Regions from separate parts of the Mus musculus genome. Here regions 2 and 3 are each linked to region 1. The links are chromatin loops, found by intact Hi-C in ENCODE. Cell type or tissue: left cerebral cortex. All regions are shown on one strand.

Evidence for each region. A loop is a pair of places that touch in the nucleus more often than their neighbours do. Peaks named below come from ENCODE experiments on the same cell type or tissue, not always from the same donor. Only the 100,000 strongest peaks of a DNase experiment are listed, where the experiment ranks them.
Region 2: a loop joins it to region 1, with 2.7 times the contacts of the local background. A loop is called at or near these places in 3 of 42 quality-filtered maps.
Region 3: it touches region 1 in a loop (2.4-fold over the local background); 12 of 42 quality-filtered maps call a loop at or near these places.

The regions. Positions count from the first base shown.
Region 1 is chr4:58,396,508-58,404,507 of GRCm38, forward strand. No RefSeq gene overlaps it. Among named protein-coding and RNA genes, the nearest start is that of Mir3095, 41 kb to the right of the region's middle. In left cerebral cortex, no CTCF peak of the experiment used is centred here; DNase peaks (open chromatin) are centred at 4,687, 5,561, 5,853 and 6,365; H3K27ac peaks cover 2,033 bases.
Region 2 is chr4:58,456,424-58,464,423 of GRCm38, forward strand. The region is part of intron 3 of Lpar1 (lysophosphatidic acid receptor 1); the gene reads right to left. Among named protein-coding and RNA genes, the nearest start is that of Mir3095, 19 kb to the left of the region's middle. In left cerebral cortex, no CTCF peak of the experiment used is centred here; DNase peaks (open chromatin) are centred at 3,565 and 6,366.
Region 3 is chr4:58,262,132-58,270,131 of GRCm38, forward strand. It overlaps the pseudogene Gm30907. Among named protein-coding and RNA genes, the nearest start is that of Musk, 20 kb to the right of the region's middle. In left cerebral cortex, a CTCF peak has its summit at 4,365 (motif pointing right); a DNase peak (open chromatin) is centred at 4,374.

The DNA.
Region 1 (8,000 bases):
AATTATAACAAGAGAATGGATGAGCTGCCAGGAAGACTCAATGCTGAAGGCCCTAGTAAGTCTCTAGCCTTGTGGAGTTTGTTCTAACAAACAAAACAAAATAACCACAAACCCACCATGAAACTGTATCCAAAGGCAAAGAGGGGCCTATACAGAACCTCTGCAGGTTTAGATAATTTTGAATATTCAAAGACAGGCTTAGAGAGATACATGATCTTGCTTTATGAGCAAGAAAATTGACTATGGAAGTGACAAGGCCAGTAGTTGGCAAATACATGATCTCTTGACTCAAAGCAGAAGTGCGTTCTGGTTTTGGTCATTTTTAGGCCCTTGGAGAAAGACCCCGAGAGCTTATGCAGGACACAGTGTTTGGGAAGGGTTTGATTTACACTGGTCACCTCTGATGTGCCCACTACTCAAATCCTTGAAATCACTTACATTTGAGAGCTCAGCCACTTTCCCATGACATACGTGAACTTTTAAATTATTATAAACTCAGTCTAGGAACTTGGGTATGTAAAGCCCAGGTTCTTTAAGTGCTTCAAGCACTGAATATCTCTAGAAGTATTTCCACTTTAATAGGGTATCTGGAGAGTAACTACTGTCTATGACTGGACCCCAAAGATCTCTGTTGTCACCCAGGAGAGTCTTCTCAAATTTCCAGTGCTGTCTCAATACAGAACTCCACGGGGCATCCTTTCCTTGTTCTCCTTTCTGCTGTGAACATTCCAAGTGGATCAATTAATCCTTCAGAATGGGACAAGTAGCAAGAGGATCTTGTGACCTTTTTACAGCAGAGAAATGGTACCTGGGCATCCACGATGATAGGCAACATCACTGCATCTCAGAGCTCATCTGTATGTGTCTTGGATTGTGACATCTGAGGCATAGCTGCTCAAATCACAGGTTATTCAGCTTTAGACCACAAAGTTTCTACTCTACATCTACTGTAGTCAAATAATAAGATAGTTCAATTGAAATGAAGTAGCTTAGTTGGAAATAACACAAATGTTGAAAAATACTTATGACACTAGAGTAGCCCCTGCAGGATTTCTCTCTTGTGATGTGAGTGCCTAATGGATTTTACACAGGCTCTTTACATTTAAATGGTACTGGTTAACTAAAGTTAATATATCCCAAAATAATGCCATTTTTTTTAAAAAAATTCTAGTGGTGATATGACTTTCATCATTTAACAATCAAATGAAATTCCAGCCAAGTTTTCCATTATCCTGAATATGCTGAGACCTTCACCAATGACACTGTATACAGGGCCTAGAATGGCTTTTCGAAGTTCCAAGGCAGGAAGGAGGGATAAACTTCCCACCAAAACTTGAGAGAGAAAGGAATAAAACCATCACTCAACTTCTCTAGACCTTAAGTTCAAAGATAGAAACTCTTGTTTAAGAGCTTCGGCATTTGGAGAATCTATGGCTGTGGACCAGTGGTGCAAGGTGGGCAATTTGCCTGAAATAGTTGTGAACCTGGAATCCTTAAGGCTGGATCATCCCACTGAAAGCCGTTTATCTCTGGGGCATTTCTTCTCTGGGAACAGGTGAGGGGAGGTAGCAGTGTGATAACTGTCTGGAGATATTTTTAGTTGAGAACTTTCAGAAGAACCTCCCTTCACATCTAAATATCTTTCTGAAGCGATCATAGACATACCAGATATCATATCATAGAGGGCTAGAACAAGCTTGGGAGCAAGGCAAAACAGCAGAGGAAAGTCTGCTGCTGCTATGAGCAAGCTTAGGAGCAAGGGGAAAATCTGCTGCAGTTGGCTTCTAGACTTGGTAGCACCAACAGGTGACCTCTGATGGATGTGATTCCTTTTGAAGAGGAATATTTTTAAATTGATAATCTTTTTGTTGTTGTCATTTTGCTACAAAGGAAAAGTTGACCAAGAGGCCATGAGCACAGTGGAACTGACAGTGCTGAGTCTAAGTGAAGTGACTTCCATTCCTGAACTTGAGGATTTCGTGTTTGGTAGTCTTTGGTGGCAGGGGCTGCGGGGTAATTGTGTGGGGCTTAGAGTCTGAAGTTTAAATCAGTTCCAGTTCAAGACAGAAGAGGAAGAAATATATGTCTTTATCTCCACATGGGAGCTTCATTGGCTATCGATTTGGAAGAGGACAAATGGGAGGGGTCCTGCTGGCAGATAACATGATCACAAATGAACAATAAAAGTAATAAAAGTGGGAGCCATCTTTCCTGGCTACGCTTTCGTTGGGTTCTTCCCAGACAAGAAGCATATGAAGGCGAAACTGAACCAGAAATGTCCTTCTGCAGTCAGCTTCTTCCAGCCCTTCACTCCATTCCCAGGGTCCTAATGACTGGCTCCAACTTAACCACAAATCAGATGAAGAATCTACTGTCTGATATAGTAAGCAATTTATCTGGATTGGTCAGAATTGCGCTAGTGAGTACTGGTACCTGCAGGTGAAGCATTCCTCATTTGGATATTTATCTATGTAGTCATTGCTTTTACCTTGCCACTACATGAAGTCTGCAGTCGTTTGAATGTTCCTATTCAAAGGAAGCCCACTGGAGGAAAAAGCTTACAGCTGTGCCTGATACTGGCCAGCCCAGAGCTTCCCAAATGGAAGAGACCTTAACATAGGAGATGTCTGAAACAAACCACAGCACCAAGAGAGGGCCCAACTGAACCAACAATGGCTGCTGCTGCACAGTAATAATGCATCCAAGGAAAAGGCACCTTCTGCAGATGCGAGGTCCATGAAGGCTCTCATTCTTATTCTCAGAGAAGCTGGAGAAGATGTCGAGACTATATCCAATAGCATAAAACTACTGTATCCACAAGCATAGAACAGTAGTCTACTGTGGAAAAGGAAGGAAAGCAAGTCTTAAAACATGTTTACTATTTTGGTCAAAAGCAAAAACACAAAAATCAACTGCAGCATATTGGTTGGTTGGCGACAATGATGCTGTGGTTCCTCCATCCCTTACTTTCTCCAGGTCCTTCCTATCTTACGTCATGGTGCCATGTGATTGGCGTTAGTCAATGATGCTAGCAAAGTCACAGAGAAGCTGAGGAGATGTGTTGCTCCTCCCCTACTTTGGCAATGGAAACATCCCTGAGTCAGGCTAGTCTAGAAGATTTGGGTGGTGTGTAGAGAGACTGGGGAAGCCTAACAACTTGTGGCTATATTATTAGACTCAGCATACACCAGATTAACATTCAAGTCTCTGGAAAATGTTCTTCCTTTGGGACACCACCTTTGACAACCGCCTTATTACCTATAACATCTGTTCCTACTATCCATCTATGCATCTATTCATCCATCATCTATCTATTTTCTAGATTATTATATATTGAAAGGATCTTGCTATATGGTTCACTTTAAACTAGTGATCCTCCTGTCTCAGCTTCCGTTAAAGCAACCCACAACTAAAGAAATCATGGTGTTCATATTATGTCCGTGAACACTGTGAGCTCTCTCTACTAGAAGGAAAGGGACCTTGGCTGTTGCCTTCACAAATGTGCTTCTGGCATCTGCAGCAGTGCCTTTCAATAGGCAGGTGAGCAGTGTTTGGTAAATAAATAAATTTAAAAGGAGTGAATGCTTTGGTTTGGGGAATAATTGTAAATAAGATTGGTAGCAGGATAAATTGCCAAAATACATGCTAAGCAGTTGACAATTGTGAAATATTAATAAACTGAAAAATGTTTAAGATATTCCACATCCTGCAGTATCAGATGTTTATCCATGACTTAACAGTGTAAAACTAAACAGGCCTATCCATCTCATTAGTACCCAAATGGTTTCCATCTTTAATAAATGGGAAAATTAGATATATTCTAAAAGTTGCTTTAAAGTAAGTATATCAAGAAATGATTGATATATGTACATGTTTATATATTAACATACCCAAGTTGCATGCAAATTCTTTTTTGTTTTTGTTTTTGTTTGTTCGTTTGTTTTTCGAGACAGGATTTCTCTGTATACTCCTGGATGTCCTGAAACTCACTCTGTAGACCAGGCTGGCCTCGGACTCAGAAATCCTCCTGTCTCTACCTCCCAAGTGCTGGGATTAAAGGCATGTGCCACCACTGCCCAGCTACATGCAAATTCTTTTGGCTTGGTTGGCAAGATGGCTCAGGAAGTAAAGGTGCTTGCCACCAAGCCTAACGATCCCCAGAATGGACAAAGTGAGAGGAGAGAACACCTGAAGATGTTCTTCTTACCTATAGCCATGGTACACACACACACACACACACACACACACACACACACACACACACACCACACACACAAAGGTTAAAGAGTAATTCTACCGTGGCCTGGTTGGTAACTGTTCGTTTAGTGCTCCCAACACCATGCATTGAATCTCAGGGTAGTTCTCACGGCTCTGTCAGAAAAAGACTGGTCAGCTTGAGGAACCGGCCTCTCAGGCCTCTCAGATATCCTTCTTTGCCTTAAGTGGCTGAAGTCATCTAAGGAAAGGAATGAGCTCACATGTACCGCTCACGGACTGAGGCGCTCCAAGCTCCCCACTGCTGCTGCCCACATTCAGCAAGGCACCACCCCTGCCCATCAACCAAGAAGCTGCCTCTCTGATTTCCCAATGCCGTTGCTTCTTTGCCAAGATAATCTTTCCCAGACAAGGATATTCAGGAGAAATAGAAGTCTCCAGAAATGCGGAGGGGTGGGCATGTGGTGGGGAATCACACAGAAAAGGCCCTGGCAGCCACTCCGTTAGATGATTCGACGCTTGGCTGGAGACCAGCGGCTGAGAAGCATATGAGAAGCTCATCAGCTTGGGAGTTGAGCAGTTGCCCACAACAGCTCAAAAGTCGACATATGTGGAAGAAGGCGCCTTGAAAGAATAAAGCGATTAATCTTCCAACTAGTTAACCAGCAAGTTCTCTCTCCAAAGTCGCCAGCACTGCAAAACTTTTCCCACTTGGAGAAAAGGGGAGAAATCTACTAGTCAGAGCTCAGTGTGTGTGTGTGTGTGTGTGTGTGTGTGTGTGTGTGTGTGTGTGTGTGTGTGTGTAGAGGTATAAGGGTGCATATGAATGTATCTACAGGTAGGGGCCAGACACAATCTCACACAGGCCTGAAATGCTCTAGTCCAGTAAGCTGGTTGGCTAACAAGCTTCAGGGATCCACCTGTCTTTGCTTGCTTTTAAATCCACCTGGGATTTAAAAATGTGCAAACACACCCAGCTTTTTAAGCGCAGGTTCTGGGTATCAAACTGGTATCTTTACATTTGTCAGGCAAGCACTCAGCTAACTGAGCTATCCCCTAAGCCCAGAGATACATTCTGACTGACCTTGGTCTTCGACCTTCAGTGACCGACAGCATGCTGACAAACAGCAAATGGCATGGTTATCGATGTGTTATCTGTAATAAGAAGTGACCATAGGGAAAGGGATTTTCTGATTGAAAACAAAAACATCCACCTCACAAAATACCCCTTTCCCTGCCTACAGCCAAAGACAATTTCTTCTAGAACAGCTTCCACAGTGTGTTATGTAACTTCCCTCACACTCCCACCCCTAAAATGACAGAAGTGGCAGAAACCCAACCTTTCTATCTTTCATAGAGAGAAAAAAAATCCCGGGCTAAATGCCAGGAAAGTGGAACATGGCGATGCCACCATTATGCAAACAAAAGACATCTTATTTTGTTTCGTACTGAAGACTAAACTCACCCTCTTACAGACCCACACAAGAGCTAACCCATGGCCTCATAATAACAGCAGATAATGAACAATAAAGCTGTGTGGTTGGATATGACAGACAGACTGGGAGATGCCCAGGATGACTAAGCTTATTAAATGCAAGAACCATACTTCATTCCATAGTTTGGGTTGACTCACTCTTCTATAAACCCCTAAGCTGAGTCACTGTAGCTGGAAGCCAAGAAGCTGAAGTGAGAGAGCCAACTAGACTGTGTCTTCACTGTCCTGTGGCTGAGGATGGCACTGCCAAATCTGAACGAACCAGCCCTCCCCCTCTTCCAAGCAGACACCACACCGAAGCCAGTTTGCACTGTCTATTGTCATACCTACCCCAACACAGGAGACAGGAAATGATATGAAGAATCTATTATATATATTATGTGTAATATATATATACATATATAGTATATAAACACATACACATATGTGTTTGAAAAGCCATTTACCTTCATATCAAAGCAGTTTCAGACACCTCATTTTGTGATAAAAATGTCAGGTATGGCCCATTTGCCGAGACAATAGAAACAAAGCAAGGAAGGAGGGAGAAGAGGAAGGAGGGAGGAAGGGAGGGAGGGGAATGTAAATACTGGGCAAAACCTGAGGGCACGCCAAAGCAAAAACTCAAGGATTCAGAACAGCGAGTAGCTAAGTAGGTAGCAAAAGTGCTCACACAACAGGGTCTATGAGGATGGAGCTCAGGAGTTCAAGGCAATAGAATTGGGAAGAACAGGTGCCAAATACAGGAAGCCATGTGTCATTTTAATCCAAGAACCGACTCCAAATCGACAGCAAAAAAAGAACCATATGCAAGTACAGATAAAAGAGTTATACACAGGAGAAAGGAACTCAAGAACTGGGCAGCAGACACTCTGCCCTTAGGCTGCCTCAGTATCTCCTTTACCATCATAGTAAAAATCTCATCTGTTCATTACGTTAATTCAAGTTACTTCCTGTTCCTTGCACCACAGAGTGTTTGCTAGCATGTCATACATATGTATATCATACAGATGTTGAAGCTTGTCGCCAGCTGTTCCTCAGGATGAGTATAGCCTCACTTAGACAGAAGTAGGAAACATTCTTCTCTACTTTTAGAGTATCAACTCTAGATATTTCCATTTCTTTGAATCGTTACAAGCTCTCTGATATATCCCAATGGTGTTATATTGAAATGAAACTTTCATGCGATTCACATACACACACTTACACACACACACACACACACACACTAAAGAAAACAAACAAACAAAAGGGATAAATAACAGGAAGAGACTTAGACACAATGAACAGAGGCTCCTACTGATAAATTTGGGTTAGCTCCATTGGGAAAATGGTGAGATCATTTGTGGCTGAGTATGGAATAAAAGATCACAGTGAGCATTTGAAGCCTTGAAGGAATGAACAACGATGTGTGAGTGTGTGCTGTGTTATAGTCAAAGAGGAATGGAGCCCGGTGGATACCTGGGCCTCCTTGAGATTTCTTCCACATAGGGATTTCCTCTTTTCAAGACCCCACTGGTCAACACTGTTTATGCATCAGAAGGAGGCCTGGCCACTGCACTATATAAAATGTAGCTTCACTCAGCAAAATGGGTGTGGCTACAATGGGGGAAATGCACATTTAATACATCTAATTATTAATTTTTATGAGTTCAATTTATACTCAACCAAAACATATTTAGAAGAAAGCAAAAGTATTCATATCCTAGAAAAGGCCATCGGTTTCTAGAAAGACGTTGAATGAATTCATTGGAAAGGGGGCACTTACCCAAACACATATTAAAAATTACCACAAAGCTACAGTTGTTAAAATGGTGTGGTATCAAGTACAAACAGAAGGGATGGGTATTAGGAAGAGGAGTTCCAAGTGGAGGGGTTGAGACGACAGGAGATGGACACAATTACCACCCTGTGTGCATATGTGAGGAGTTGTCACAGGATGAATAAGAACAAGTTCCAAAGTAAAATAATATGGTCCTGTTGGAAGGAGGACAAATAAGAAGAAATCAGTTTAGTAATTTCAAATAAATAAGGATTTGATGTGGAATGAAGGTAACATTTGAAATCAGCAGTTAGGTGATAGATCAGCTACTGAATTGCATAGCGTAAAACTAAAGTTAGAGCCACTGTGATCTGTCCCACTCAGATACAAAAGCAAGCTTAAGCAGAACAGAAGTTATTGTGTGGAATTTACTGGCTTACAGAACCACTACGATGGTGTGGAAGCGGGGCGAGGAGGGACTACAATAGTATCTCCAGGAGATCTATCTCCCAAAGCCATGCAGCAAGTCTA
Region 2 (8,000 bases), 60 kb after region 1:
GGCAAAGCTACCCACCAGGAAGAACCATGCTGCAGGAGTGTCCCCATAGAAAGCACCGGTAATGAAGACTTGTTCCCTAGTTGGTGGATTCAGTGTTTGAGAGGTGCCTAGATCAAGAGGCCTCTGATCTAACTGATAGACTAACCACGGACTGATTCATCAGACAGTGGCATTGTTGGGAATGGCAGAAAGTGGAAAGTGGATCTGCTTGGAGAACGCATGTCAGCAGGGTGTGACTTTGAAAAGTTGCTCCTGCTCCCCCTATTCCCACCCCCAATGCAAGAAGCTTCCTGCCTCTCTCTGCTTCCTGGGCACCATGAAGCAAGAAGCTTCAAATAAACCCTTCCATCTTAACTGACATCCTCATGACTGGCCCAGATACGGAGCGGAACAGCAATGCATCATTATCTAAATCAAAATTTCCTCCCTTCAGTTGTTAGTCTCAGGTATTTTGTTAAGAAGATGCTTTAGTTTCCAGGTCAGAAAGAACCAGAGCACCACCAATCAGACAGAGTAAAAGTTTGGATGTGCCTCCGAGTTCCTACAGCTTTCCCTCGTCTTCGTTCTCTTCTGTTTCTCAGCTGAGATCTGGATGAATGCTTATCATACTCAGAAAGGGTAGGGATGTGCTTTACGGAGAGCCACGGGGAAGAAAGGTCACTGAAAACCTAATGGGCAGGAAACCGGAAGTGATGGAGGAGGTTGAGCGGAAGAGACGGGAGAAGGGAGAAAAGGCAACACAAGAGCAGTGCAGAAACAAAGGCACAAATCCTAGCGCTTCCATGCTTAATAATAGAAACAGAAATGAAAACACAGCTGCTTTCCACACACACCCAACATCTGGCCACCCAGAAGGCCAAGTCGCTCCACTGTGACCCCCTTCACCACAAAAGTGGCCAAAACTACCCTTCACAGAGCCATGCTGGGAGCCTGGGAGCTTGGGTATTATGAGAACTTCCCGAAAATTCCAACAGGCCTTTACTCTTTATAAATGTAGCTATCTGGTCCCTGTTTCCGTGATAGAACATCAAACAGTGAAAAGAGAAACCAAACCTTGCCTTTTAATGAAAAGGAACACACGCACACATACACACACTCTCTCTCTCTCTCTCTCTCTCTCTCTCTCTCTCTCTCTCTCTCCCTCTCTCTCTAGAGAGAGGGAGAGAGAGAGGGAGAGATTTATTACAGGGCAGACTTTTTGCCAGCTACTGCATTTTTCACTGTTGTTGTTTTTTTTTTTTTTCTCTTTCCAGAGACAGAAGGGTAAGAGATAAAGGAGCGTTTCCTTTCATCCTAGAGCCCATCTTTAGACATTGGCCATTCAGAGAGCCCTGGAATTTTATAATGGAGCCAGTGTTTGCCTATTCAACTGTGCATTAGACCACAGAAGATGGCATAATCTAAATTTGAACCAACTATTAAAATCCAGACCCAAGTTTCTTAGTGAAGACAGAGTATCTCAACAACGGGTTTCTTCATGGCTCCACTGTGTGCGGGCAGCAGGGCTCGGAGTTCCATTTTAAATGTCACCAGGACTCTCTGTCCTTCCTTATTCACTGCTCCTCCCCATGAAAAAGTTCACTCTTGGTTCACACGGAGCTAAATCATGCCTCTTGGGACAGCTGGGATGAGTGGGAAAAAAGCAAGTGAGAACCAGGGAAGGCCACATGGTCAATCTCAGGTATTTCAGCACGAGAGGGAGGGAAGAGGCTGCTGGACACTGGCTGAGGGCTCTATTGTCATTTACTCTTTAGCAAAGCATCTGAAGATGAAGATGTGGTGTTTATGCTATCTCCAAGGCGAAGAATCTAAAACTAAAATAAAGTCACTCATTATACTACCATGAGAGTAAAAGTCTGTTTAAATCTAGATCTTCTGTTATATTCTCTGACCCAGAATTTATCTGATATGTCCTGAGTTCTGTCGTGAGAATTCTGGGATTTTCAGTTTCTTTAAAAAGCAAAAAAAAAACAAAAAAAAAAAAAAACAAAAAAAACAACCCAGAAATATAAGAACATGCTTCCATTTTAATCCCAGGTGTAGGGATGTGGGGCTGCTTTGCAATGCTCATAGCAGCTGACTATGATTTGCCTCATGCTCTAGCAGAGGTGTGTTTTTGCCAGCTGCAGATGGTTTCTGTGATTGTGTGACTTTGGAATTCTGGCAACTTTTCAGAGGATATATACATGCTAGAGCCCCAATAGGCAGAGATTAGTGGTTGTTGGTCATGGGGTTTGGTTGGGGTTTGTTAGTCGTCCAGCTCAAAGAAGAAACAAGAAGAATGAAATTAGATTCAGGGATCTCTATCTCTGTCACACCCCTCTCTGCTTCCTTCTCTCCTATCTAGTGATAGGGGGTGAAACTGGCTGGATAAAAAGTAGGATAAAGAAGAACCCACAAAGTAGCTAAGACCAGCTACAAAGTTCCTTCTCTTTGTATCCTACCATCTATCTATCTATCTATCTATCTATCTATCTAGCTAGCTAGCTAGCTAGCTATCTGCATGCACATAGCTACATAATGAAAGTGTTGAATAGTCCTGCTATGTATGTATGTATGTATCCTATTCTATCTGCATATGTATCTGTAGCTATATAAAAGAATTGCTAAAGAAATATTACATTAAATCATGCTGCATGGAAAATAATGACTTTTCACTGATAGACTCTAAGGGAGCCATCATCCTCAGTTATGTACCCTCTGATGATTCCATGAAGTCCCAATGGATAATTTCAACCGTACAGTTACACAGATGGCCTGATCAAACCCAGAGGAATACAGATTAAAAAGATATGAGTGTAGAAGAGAGATTAGTAGGAAGGGGTGGGCAGAGAAAGGAGAGCGATCAGAGGTATGAATGAGAGCAGTTGGGATACATGATGTGCGTGCATGAAACTATCCAAGAACAAACCCAATAAAAAACAGAATTAGGAACATACAGACTTTTGGAGCCATAGACAGATTCAGGGTAGATTTCTGAGGGGTTAATTACCACTTCAGGATCAGCCCTACAATAAAATCAGAAAGCTCTATTTTCTTACCAAATGAAAATCAGCACCAGTCTACATACACAGTGACATCTGATTGGTTCTGAATGTCTTCCAGTCAAAAGTCCACAAACATATTAGCAGGAGGATATATATATATATATATATATATATATATATATATATATATATACACATATACATATGTGTGTGTATAAACCTTCATATGCACCTCCTTGTCCTCTTTCAAATTCATGGCCTCTTTTTTCATTAATTGTTGGTACATACATATTTGAATCTATATATACCTATATATTTTTAAATACATAAATACAGCTTGCTTTGTCTGTATAATGTTATAGATGTTTTCGGGACTGCCCATTTGGTATTGCCTAACCATTTGGTGTGCTCTTCTTTGGGGAAGGCTATCTTAATAAATGTGTCCATTGTTGGCTTTAGATATACAAACCTCTGTGTTAAAGCTCAGAACAGAGACAAGCCTAAGATATGTTTAAGGAATAATAAGCCCATTTTTGGCTGGCACAGAGTAAGTGGGTGGAATAGTATAACTGAAGACTGAAGGACAGATTGCAATATGGCTTTGGAAGGGTGACAATGTTAGATTCCAGCTTTCTTAGGCAATGGTGAGGATCCGTTTAAAAGGCTGATTAGGAGGATCAAAGTGATGGCCCTGTAGAATGAAGAGCAAGATGGGATGCTGAACATGGAGATAATAGTTAAGCAGTTTAACTGGCCCCTGCTGCATCTCTCCACAGAAAGGAAGGCTCACCATCATCATCACCACCACTACCATCATCATCACCACCACTACCACCAGATTTACTCACATGACATGTCCAAGCTTGAAAAGTATCAGTGCCTTTTACCTTCAGTGGGAGATGTGGGACAAAAGGTGTCTCCACATTCCTTTCTTCCCCTTGATTATTTCTACAAAAGGGTGTAGCCTCTCTGACATCATCGGCTCCCCGGAAATCCACACACCCAGGATTGAGGGCTCTGATAATCAATCCCCAGTGTGTTCTCATGACTCGAGTTCTTACGTAACTTTGTTCCCATCTACATGGATGTCTTCAGCAATGTCCGCTAGCTTCTCCCCGCATCCTGCTTTAGCTCTTCCCCAGATGGACAGTCTTACCAAGAGGGACAGAAATGGACGCCTGCATGGCAAGTGTGTAAGAAGGGACCACTGTCTCTCTCCATTTCTTCTCTTCCTTAAAGACCCAAAGTTGGGGGTGGAGTGTCTTGTTCTTAGTTTTGCTTCTTCCTAATGAGAGTTGTTTTGGTTCTCAGGCTAATCCTACCCTTAACAATGAAACCAGAGCCTAACCACCTGCCTTGCCCAGGAACCTGAGGGACACACAATCTTACAAGTTGAAAAAGAAAACAGGACCAAATCACTCCTGGGGATGGCAAGGGCTCCTACATTGAACTGGACTATGAAAGCCATCAAGCTAATATGCTGACTCTGGACTCAAGGAGTCTAAATTCTGTGTAAAACTACACTCTCCAACTGTGTTTATGGTGATGCTTTTCCTTTATCTTCTTTAGAAAATATTAGTATCAAAATGAAATACACAAAATATTTATCTATAATACTGCCTCCAGAACCTGACCTGAGAGCATCTTATGTGAACTGTACACACAAAATAAAACACACACACACACACACACACACACACACACCTACCCATATGCTCATATGCAAACAATCACGCACATCTTTAAGCACGTTTTTCTTAAAACAAAATTTTAAAGGTACAAAGAAGTGAAAGGATAGGAACAGTTTAAACTCTTTAAAGTATCTTCATTCCTAGTATCAATAAAGAAATGCTAACTGGCTTCGGAAAGAGAGGAAATTAGGGCTTAACAAGATGTGAGGGCTGAGTTGGGGTGCGTGCTGTTTAGCCTGCAGCCTGAGTTCAGTCTCCAGAGAACCCGCTCTTGCAAGTTCTCCTCTGTGTGCACGCGCAATGGCACATGCGGCAACCCCCATCAATCGGCAAAGAAACAGCAACAAAAAATTTAGCTGAAAAAAGTGTAACAGCCTTGCGTTCTTTCACTTTTTCCTGCTTTTTTGAGCATCTGACAGTATTGTAATTTGATAAGTTATCAAATAGTCAACTTTAAAATTATGATAAAACAGAACCAGTGAATAAAAAGGAAGCCGATCTGTGTACAGCAATGGTGCTTTCTGATCTAAAGTCAGACTTCAGAGTTAGAATAAAGGATACTACAAGTGACATCATTTTCTCTCTCCCTCTTCCCCTCTCCTCCTTCCCTCTCTCCCTCTCTCTCCCTCCCTCCCTCTCTCTGTCTCTTTTTCTCGCCCCCTTTCATACACCCCCACGGCTCACCCACAAAGACCTTAGAGAGCCATAGGCAACAGGACTCTCTATTTTTTAAATGAGGAAACCTATCTTCATATTTCTGCATTTCTGCAGTTTTTAAAGAAACAGCATTGTGTGTGATGTACTTTGTAACCAGGGCTGAGAGAAAAGTGCCAACAACACATAGACTCTGTGACTCAGCCATGAGGCCCAGAGCTAGGGGACACCCATTATTGTAACTTGGCAACCCTTGGCTGGCCCTAGAGTCTTCTCTCTCCTTGTAGCTGAGAGAGAGGTAAAGGCCTCTCAGGAGCCAGATGTGCCTTAAGCTTCCTGAGGATCAGGGAATGCTAATCATCGCCTTCTCATTCCAGCAACTTCAAATGTTTTATACCGAGCTAGACATACATTTTTGAAAAAAGTCTGTCCAGGTCAAGAAGGACAATTTGGAAAACATAACTTGGAGAGAAAATTGCAACACACATGGGAAACTCAAAAATCCATTCTTTCAAACTAGGTAAAACAAAGATGTGGCTTGCTTTCTTCCTCTTGGAAAGCTATTGTCAGGTCTGACGCCTCTTATAGCCCAGGAGACATCCAGAAGTGACATTTGCAAATGTCGTTCCTTCTCAGAGATGCAGCGGATGACAAACTTCCTCCAGAATGTGGGTACTAGAACCAGCCATGCTTAGATTGTGTTAACTGCAGGGGAAGATCCCTCTGTGACCCCTTGTTACTGTATTGTACTTATTTCCCCTTTCCTCCCTTTTCCTTGGTAGTTTATTATTATTATTATTTATTAGTGTGTGTGTGTGCGCGCGCACATGCAGAAGCCAGAAAATGGTGTGGGTACCCTTCTCTATAGTCTATAGCCATCCCTTTGAGACAGAGTCTCTCTCTGAACTGGGAGTCCACTGTTTTCTTGGCTTGGCTGAGAGTCAGTAGGCCCAGTGGGTCTCTTGGCACTGCCTGACTCAGAGCTGGAGGTAAGGGGTGTACCAGATGCCCGACTTGTTCTGTGGATGCTGAGGTCTGAATGCCTTTCTCATGATTACAAAGCAACTGCTCTCAACCGCTGAGTCATCTCTCTGGCTCTCTGTTCTTGCTTAATTTTAATTCAACTTTTTTCTATGATGTGATGCATATATATATATATATATATATATATATATATATAAAATATATATGCTGTTTTAAGCTCTTTTGTTATATGAGTTTAGGTATAAACACATGCCCATCTATACTCTGCAAGTATTTGTAATAATTTTTATATAAATCACCTACATGAACAATACCAGACTGTCACTTATAGACTATGAAGGATCCACTTCTATTTTAACAGACCATAGCCTGAGTCTAGCGTTGCATTGCTGACCCACATGCAGGGTCACAATTGCATCATGATTCATGTTCCTGTGGCACTGTGTTCAGGAAGTGAGTAGCAGGAAAGAAAAAAAAAAAAAGAACTTCGGACTATGCTTGTACTGAGTGAACAACGGTCAGAGGTGTGGCGTTTCAAACACAAGTGGAGAGTGAAAAGGGCACACCAGTCAAAGTATGAGTCCTGAGAGAAGGGAAAATATGCTAAGGGATGCATTCAAACAGAAGACACGGAGGTTAGATACAGAGCATAAAACAACAACAACAAAAACTCACCATGGAAAATACCTAATTAAAAAAAAAAAGAGGAAAAAAAAAAAGAAACTCACCATAGATTTAAAGAGGTTGCATCCTAGTCTTTCAGTGTAAGACAACAATTCTTAAAATAACATGGTTGAAAAGCCACTTTTTCTTCCTTAGTACCCAAACACACTGAACATCATATTGGAAACATCTAAGGTGGCCTCTCACCCTGCCTAGCTCCCCCTTTCCATAGACACGAGCAGAGCTTTAGCATGATGACGATGACAATGACGATTACGATGACGATGATGATCATGATGATCATGATGATGATGATGATAGGTTTGGTTTGGTTTGGTTTGGTTTGGTTTGGTTTGGTTTGGTTTGGTTTTTCTTGCGGCTTTGGAGACTGAAGCGATAACCTCACACCTGCTTTTAATTTGCTTCCCACAAATAGACCATGGCACCAGCTACAGGCTATCACTCCTTGATTAGGCTCTGTTAAATGGCAAAGATAAAGGGGTTTTGCAGATGTCATTAAATTCACTTTAAGGTGTTCAGCTGAGAGCTGGGTCAACTGAACCTCGTTAGTAAGTGTACTAAAAGAATCATGTATAGGTCAACACTGGAAGTAGCAGCAATCCTGCTGGTGACCTTTAAAAAGCCGTGACTGGTGACTGTACGGACAAAAACCATTAATTCCACTAGCCAGCTAACTGAACTGGAGACGGGGTCTCCGGGTCAGGTCTCCTTGAGCTCATGAGCTCATTCGGTGCGTGGAGTTCAGCTACCAGTCTCTGAACCCTAAATCCAGCAAGACAAACCTTAACTTCTAACCTATAGAAAGCAGAAAATAGCAGATAGCTATTTTGAAAGCCTATACATTTTGAGTGATTTGTTACACAGCCTAGAAAACCAACATACCATCTAAAGAGAAGGAGGGGCAATTTGCATAAGAATTGTCTTCTGTTAATTAAGAACGAAGTACCTGAAACCTCAGACTCCCTTCCCAACTTCCCACCTCACACTTGGCCGAGCTCTC
Region 3 (8,000 bases), 130 kb before region 1:
TCTTAATCACATTCCTGACTTATTATTAATTGAAAACTATCTGCAAATACAAAAAAAGAGATACAGTGGTTAAACAACCCCAAAATTTATGAGCACATCAATAAAAATATATAACTCTCCTCTTTGTTGTGCTTTCTTTACTCACTCTACATACTTTGAAGGGAAGTCTAATGGATGACCTCCTCCTGGGTGGCTTTTGCTTTTCTTTAGAGTCTGGAGAAGGATGTGAGTTTGTTGACTTCCTCTTCTCCTGCTTCCCAAACCCCTAGGCTTTGCCTCTTTTTCCCATTTTCAGGGAATTTCCAACTAGAGTGTATTTTCCATCTCTTTATCCTTTAGCTCTCTGAAAGATGGGCTCTCACGATTGACTCATCTCATCCAGTGCCCATTACTAAGTCCTTCGTAAGGGCAACACTTCTTTCCAGTATTTCACACCTAAGGTCATTTTCTTTGGTTGGGAGTCCTTTGCAGTCCACCGACGAACCTGCTGACTCCTTCCCAGTCTCAACTCTTTCCCAGACTGTTTTGCTCCCTGTATCTGCCACTGTGAGTAGCTGCCAGAGGCAGGATCCATTCTTCAGGCACAGTAGGCTTAGTCCATCACAGTGGGGAAGAAGGCACCGTGGACTTGATGGCAATGGGAACTGTTTGTTCTATGTGTTCACATCCTGGTAGGCTAAGAGCCAAAGTGTGGATTAGAAATGAGTCTCACTGCAGTCAGTCTGTGCCTCAAAGGATAGTAGCCCAGAAACTTAGACTACCCAAGATACAATTTACAAAACACATAAAACTCAAGAACAATGAAGACCAAAATGTGGATACTTCATTCCTTCTTAGAATGGGGAACACAATACCCATGGAAGGAGTTACAAAGGCAAAGTTCAGAGCTGAGACAGAAGAAAGGACCATCCAGAGACTGCCCCACCTGGGGATCCATCCCATATACAACCACCAAACCCAGACACTATTGCATATGCCAGCAAGATTTTGCTGACAGGCCCCTGATATAGCTGTCTCTGGTGAGGCTATGCCAGTGCCTGGCAAATACAGAAGTGGATGCTCACAGTCATCTATAGGATGGAACACCTATAGCTCTCTTCCTAAAGAAGGAGCTAGAGAAAGTAACCAAGGAGCTAAAGGGATCGGCAACCCTATAGGAGGATCAACAATATGAACTAATCAGTACCTCCTAGAACTGTGTCTCTAGTTGCATATGTAGCAGAGGATGGCCTAGTCGGCCATCAATGGGAGGAGAGGTCTTGCGAAGATCATATGCCCCAGTACAGGGGAATGCCAGGGCCAGGAAGAGGGAGTGGGTGGGTTGGGGAGCATGGCAGGGGGAGGGTATAGGGACTTTGGGGATGGCATTTGAAATGTAAATGAAGAAAATATCTAATAAAAATGTATTTAAAAAAAAAGACAAAGAAATGAGGCCCACTGCAGTCAGTCTGTGCCTCAAAGGATCCACAACTTCTCAAAGCAGTGCCACCAGCTGGGGACCAAAAGCTCAAGCACTTGAGGGGCTTTTCAGATTCAAGACTTAGCATTCTTTCCGAAGCATTTTCCTCATTACTGTGAGATAGTTCAGGAGTACTTTTTCTTCACTTTTTTTCTAAGTGTATGGAAAATATGAAGTTCACATATGGAAGTTGTTTTGAGATTTATGTAGCTCATTTGTTTTCGTTCCGATGTTTATCTGTAGGACATATATTGGGAGGCCTCAATTTTTACTACTACAACTTCCTTTGGTTCTCCAAATTCTCCTGAACTTCTTTGTACAGGATGCATTTTAATATGTTTTCAACTATTACTGAAAAACCTATTTGACTTCATCAATAATTAAAAATATAGACTGTTTATCTAAACTTAAATGTCATTGTGAGTGTATGCTGACTTTCATAAAATGGGACTAATCTAATTGTTTATTTCCACAAATATTCTTGGACAGTGTTGAACATGTAACAGAAATGACCATGAAGGCAGTACCAGTTTTGACATAAGTCTCCTTATGATCAGCACTTGCTAGAAATGGAGTTAGACATGTTTACAATTACATCGACATTCTCAGAGGCTGAGTAGCCTAGGTTTAAGGACACACTGTGTCTCTAAGATCTTCTTGTACTCCAAAACAAGTTTTATGTTCTAGCTCTGCTCAGTTACCATGGCCCAACTTGTTCTTAACAAGTAGAACTTTTATGGTCAATCAAGCCAAGCCTTATACTCCTCCTGCCCAAGAAACAGCCACCAGATTCTTCACGTCATGCATTTCATATGACTCCCAATCTACGTGTGCTGTCCAGTTGCTTTACAATCATCAGACTGCCCCGGTGTGGAGGCACGTGTGTGAGGAAATTCCACATGAAGATGATCACATCCTGCTGCTTCATCCCTCCTGGCCTAGCTTAGGTGTCAGGCCCTGGATTAGCATGTCAAGGCTCAACCTCACCTGTACGCTTTATTTGTTTGTTTATTTATTTATTTATCATTTATTTTACGTGCATGTATGTTTCAGCTATATATATATGGCTCTGCACCATGTGAGTGCCTGATGTCGAGACGTCCATAACAGGGCAATGGATCCCTTGGCACTGAGGTGACAGATGGTTGTGAGCTGGGTGGTACGGATTACGGGAGAGCAGCCACTGCTCTTAACCCCTGAGTCATCTGTCCAGCCCCAGCATTATATATTTTTTTTAAAGAGAACAACTCCATAGAGTCAACCAGGATGCTTCATAGTAAATTCTGCTTACAGGTCACAGAAACAGACCAGGCCTGTGTGTGTGGTGTGTGTGTGTGTGTGTGTGTGCACACGCGCACATGCATGGGTTTGTACAAGCCTACTCTCTGTCTGTCTGTGTCTGTCTGTCTATCTGTACCTCTCTGTCAAGGCTGAGCATATCCCTGAGTGCTGAGATTGTGAGTCTGTCACCATCAATCCTAGCTTGATGCTGTGGTGTGGATCGAATCCAAATCTTTGTGCATACTAGGCAAGCACCCTACCAACAGAGACCAGTCCACGATCTACTCCTAATACAGGCTCACACCTATCTTTTCTATAAAGTGAATGGACATACAGCTGAGAATTCTAAAAAAGTAGTCTTCCGTAATAGATGGCTGGAGGCATCAGAGGGCATCTGCACACAGAAGGGATCATACTGGTGAGGTACAAAATCACTGCTTACTACCATGTGGAGCTAGCAAGGGGACAGGAGACTGCAAATACATAAGTATGCCTGTGTTATGTAGGGGCAATTATAACACCTGTGACCTGGGGCCTTTGTAAAGCTGTAGAATGGATGTCAGAGTTGCTAAGATGAAGTTTAGCCACTGTTCTGTTTCCGTGAAGAGAAACCCATGACTGTGACTACGTATAAAAGGAGGCATTTAATTGGCAGGGAGCATGGTGGCAGGGAGGAAGGCACGGTGCTGGAGCAGTAACTGAGAGCTTACATCCTGATCTGCAGGCAGGAGGCAAAAAGAGCAACACTAGGCCTGGTGTAGGTTTTTGAAACCTCAAAACCCACCCCTAGTGACACACCTTCTTCAAGCCCACAACCCCTCCAACAAGGCCACACTTCCCAAGTCTTCCCAAACAGCCTAGATGGGAACCAAACATGCAAATATACGAAGCCTAAGGGCATCCTCATTCAAACCACCACAAGGCGCTATTGACTACTGACAAGTTTATTGTGCATTAGTACTAATACATTAGTGGATCTGCCCTCCTTAGCAAGGTGGACAGGTTTGAGAATTATTGTAAACATAGTGTCCCTGGGAATTGAGAAAGTGTTGGACAAATCATTTATTATATCTCTGTGAACAAAAAATATAGGTGATCTATAATAAGTAAGCAGAAATAACACCTCTCATTACTCCCTATAAGCTATTGGCACACTTGTTTGTGTCGGATGCTCCAGCCTACAGAAAACACCCATCAGGATCTTCTGTTCTAGTTTCCTGTGCTGAAGAATTCTCCCCATTCGTGACCTTACATCTGAGCCAGTCTGACGCGCCCCTTCCCACACGCACATCTTTTATTTGGCTCTTTTTCTTTACCCTGGGCCTCGGACCTACTGGTCATTACAGTTTGCTCTCTCACCTGCACTCCTGACTGTAGCTCCTATTCTGTCTTTGACAGCATCCATGAACTGTGAATTAAAGATGGTCCAGTAACAAGGCCCAGCAAAAAGATAAACAATGAAGCTTATGCTCAACTGTGCTGAGGGGCGTTAGTGGTACCCATGCAAGGGTTAAATTATGTCAGCCTTCCACAGGATTCCTGCTTCTTCCCCACTTTTCTTCTCAATCCTTTTCGTTTGGTTTTGATACATACTGGCTTCCTCTGTACTCTACGTGTACGAGTTGATCAGCAGATGGCGCCGCCAACCTGAAGGAACCCTAGTTGGCCGCATAAAATTCAGAAATAATACATTTAAAATGATTAACAGTTGGCTATTTTCATTCCAAATATGGGTGGTAAAAATTGAGGAAATGAAGTATAATTTGATAAGAAACCAATAGCAACATGTTTATATTGCCAATTTTCATGTAAATGCATTTGATGAGAAGAGAACCCAGAGAAGCTTATTAGGTTTTCAAAAAAAACACTCTATTATCAACAGATCACCGTGTAATTACATCTTCCTCAGCAACGTGACTTACTAGGTCTGTATAAATATATCATAATTTAGCCAAGAAATGACATGTTAACAGGAAACGTAGGTTGCTTCTAATATCTTATATTCATAAATAGCACTTCCTGAACTCCTTCTGGTAATTCCCTAGTTGTGAGGAACATATTTCATATTTATAGGATATGCTCTGAAAACTTAAGGAATTATTTCAAAATGATTACAGAAAAGGACCTGGAAACTTGTACGTTTGAGAGTGATTGAAATTTTCAATCTTTTCATCAACTTAGAGGGTTTTCTTCATGTTCCCCACCTTTTCCAAAAGTCTCTCAGGCCTATAACCCCATGTATTACGACTTTATGGGGTATAGATTAAAAATAACACCATAACTTGGGCACCAAGCATCACAATGTGTACCTAAGGTGACTAATTCATAATAGTAAAAATAAAGATGGAAATCTGCAGATCTGTGTATTACAGAGTCCTGAATACGGGGTTGGTTGGTTGGTTGGCCTAACAGTATTGACTCTCTAAGTAGGCCAGGCATGGCGGGGCTCACCTTTAATCCCAGCACTCAAGAGGCAGAGGCAGTTAGATCTCTGTGAGTTCCAGGGCAGCCTGGTCTCCATGAGAAGTTCAGGTCAGCCAGGGCTGTGTAGTAAGGCCCTGTTGCAAACAAATATTTCTACTATCTCCGCCTATAAATGAGGCCCTGTTCATGCCATTGATAACAATAATTATCATTAGAACACTTAGTTTTCTAATTTTAGTTTTTAAAGGTGAATCAGGTCAATTGATGTCCCATTTAGCTTGTGTCCTCTGGATCCGAGTGTCCCTCTGGGATAAAGGAGGTTGGTAGAGCAGTCACAGAGCTAAGCATGTCCCCTTACACCACCTCCTTCCTGGCAAAACAAACTTGTCAACCATCCCCAGCCCACTTTCTACCGTCCTCGTACCACATTCATGGGCTCATGCGAATACTGGAATCCCAGTAAACAACTGGACCCTGACCTCACCTAAGACCTTGGTCCTCACTTCAGGCTCCCTAAGAAGGTTCTGACGCCTGCTGCACTACATACGCAGAGAGACAGAGAGTGGTACCCACAGGTCATGCTGCATATTTCAGAGACATTTACTTACGCCACCTGAGAAATGGAATTTAGGCACGTGCACAGCTGTGCTCTAAATCCCCATGGGGCACAGCTGGCTTAGGTCTACAGGCCTCCTGACAGCTCTCTTGGCTGTTCCCATGCAGCTAGCTAATAGCGACCAGGACAGGTGCAGGACTCCAGCCTTTCAAAGTTTCACTTCTTTTATCAGCAGCGCTGATTTTGTAAAGTATGAAGGTTACCAACCCATTCCTACCCAAATTTCCTGGTAACCCAGTAGGGTGTCCTAGGGACCCAGGTGTTCCTAATAAAACTTTGACACATCTGGATAGGACCGAGCCCTCAGGCTGTACTAGACCCTGCCAATCAAGCACACAGGCACCCTACAGGACCTGCCAGGAAGACTGGGGGCTATGAGTGCTTTGGGTTTAACTTCCTTGTCAAGATGAAACTAAAGAACATTGGAAATAAGGCATTCCTCTAGTCACTAGTAGTTGGTCAGTGCCAGGCTCCTTGTCACAGAAGTAGCTCTTCATTGTGCTTCATATCCCAAAGTGCAACAACCCGAAGAAACCTCATTTCCATAGTGAGGGTCAGTATTTGCTGCTTTCTGAGCTCTGAGAAAGAGATTTCCTGTCACTCTATAGTTTTCCTACCCTCTGTTCTTCCTGTTAAAACAGTCTTTCTCCATTTTCTTTTTTAAAAAGTTACTTTAAATAAGCTTTTTGTGCACTGTAGTGAGTAGCCAGTTATAAGCCCTGTAACAAATATTTATCCTTAAATTCTGTTAGAAACCAGGGCTATCTCATTCCTGATGTTTATGTCTGAGCTTTATTTGCACACAAATCCTGGTTATTCTCTCACCCTGCTATCATGAGAGAAACACTGTAATCCTATTGAAGTGTTTGGGACTGGAGTGTCTGTTTATGTGTCTCTGGTACATACATGAGATATCACATATCCTGCTTATTATTTTGCCCAAGTTCTGTTTTGCAAGTTACCATAGACATCAGTTTTTAATCCAGTAAGAACAGTGTGATATGCAAAAGTGTGTTATCATACAATGCCAAGTTCAACTGTCAAGTTTCAAACAAATGTTTACATCAATCTTCTGCGGCAAACCTTCATTACTTGATGTGTGGGGGAGTTAAACGTCCATCTGGGTATGAGTTAGAAGTCTACTTACTGCCTGTGAGTCAGGCATGGACTAGGCTGTGGATTGTGCCATCAGCTGGCCTGCTGCATGACACAGAATTGTCTCCACCAGCCACAAATTACATCTGTCTATGCCTCTATTTGTTAGACAATCTGGCACCAGGGACAGCTGAGAAGAAAGATTTTAAAACAGCTCATTTGATTGATGTGTTTAAAGCTATCTCTAAATCCAAATAAAAAGCTAGGTGCTATCAAGAACACATAAATCAAACATGACCCTCTTTGAGCCCTGACAGGGTCTGGCTAAGGCCACGTGACACCCACGTGTGCAAGCTACAATTGACTTACATTCAATGTTAGACCAACCAACCAACCCACCCACCCCATATTAAGGACTCAGAGGCCTTGGCTTGTACTGCACCATAAAATAGGTCACATTTTAAAGTTGGCTCAGCTGTGAGATGTAGTGCAAGGCCCAGCATGTAAGCCATGATGAGACCAAACTCAATGGTGGAGCTTAAGATTTCTGTGAAGTCTCAGTTAAAAATGCAAAACATGGTTGATGCCCAGGAGGCTGTTGGGAGATCACCTGGGACCAATGAGTGGGCACAATACATGGTGTTATAAAATAATGATACTTGGTAGCTAAATGCCAATCACTTGAACTTCACATTGGGAGAACCCAGTGCTGGGCCGTGAGGAGTTATGGTAACAACTTTTTATGCCTATGAAAACTCTGTTTGTGGGACAGTACAAAGTACAGCATCAGGTAGAGCTCAAATCAAAACAACCCCCCCAAAACGCCCCTTTTGTTGCCTGTCATTCTCACTGTCAACAACCAACACCAGCTCTATCTAATGTATGCTATGAGGAATTTTCTAGAAGAGTGTGAAGCTCTAGAAATCAACCACAAGCCTAAATACGTAAACTAGAAATCTGAGTGAAAAACAAGGTCATGGCTGGGAGGCACTTTTTCAAGTTCAGCCCAGGAGCTGCTGGACCCTGTGACTTCCTGTCACCATGGCTGATCCTTCAGACTCTGCTGCTGCTGCCATGCGCCATGATGAATGAACCCTAAAGCAACATTTTGCTTTGTTTTTGCAT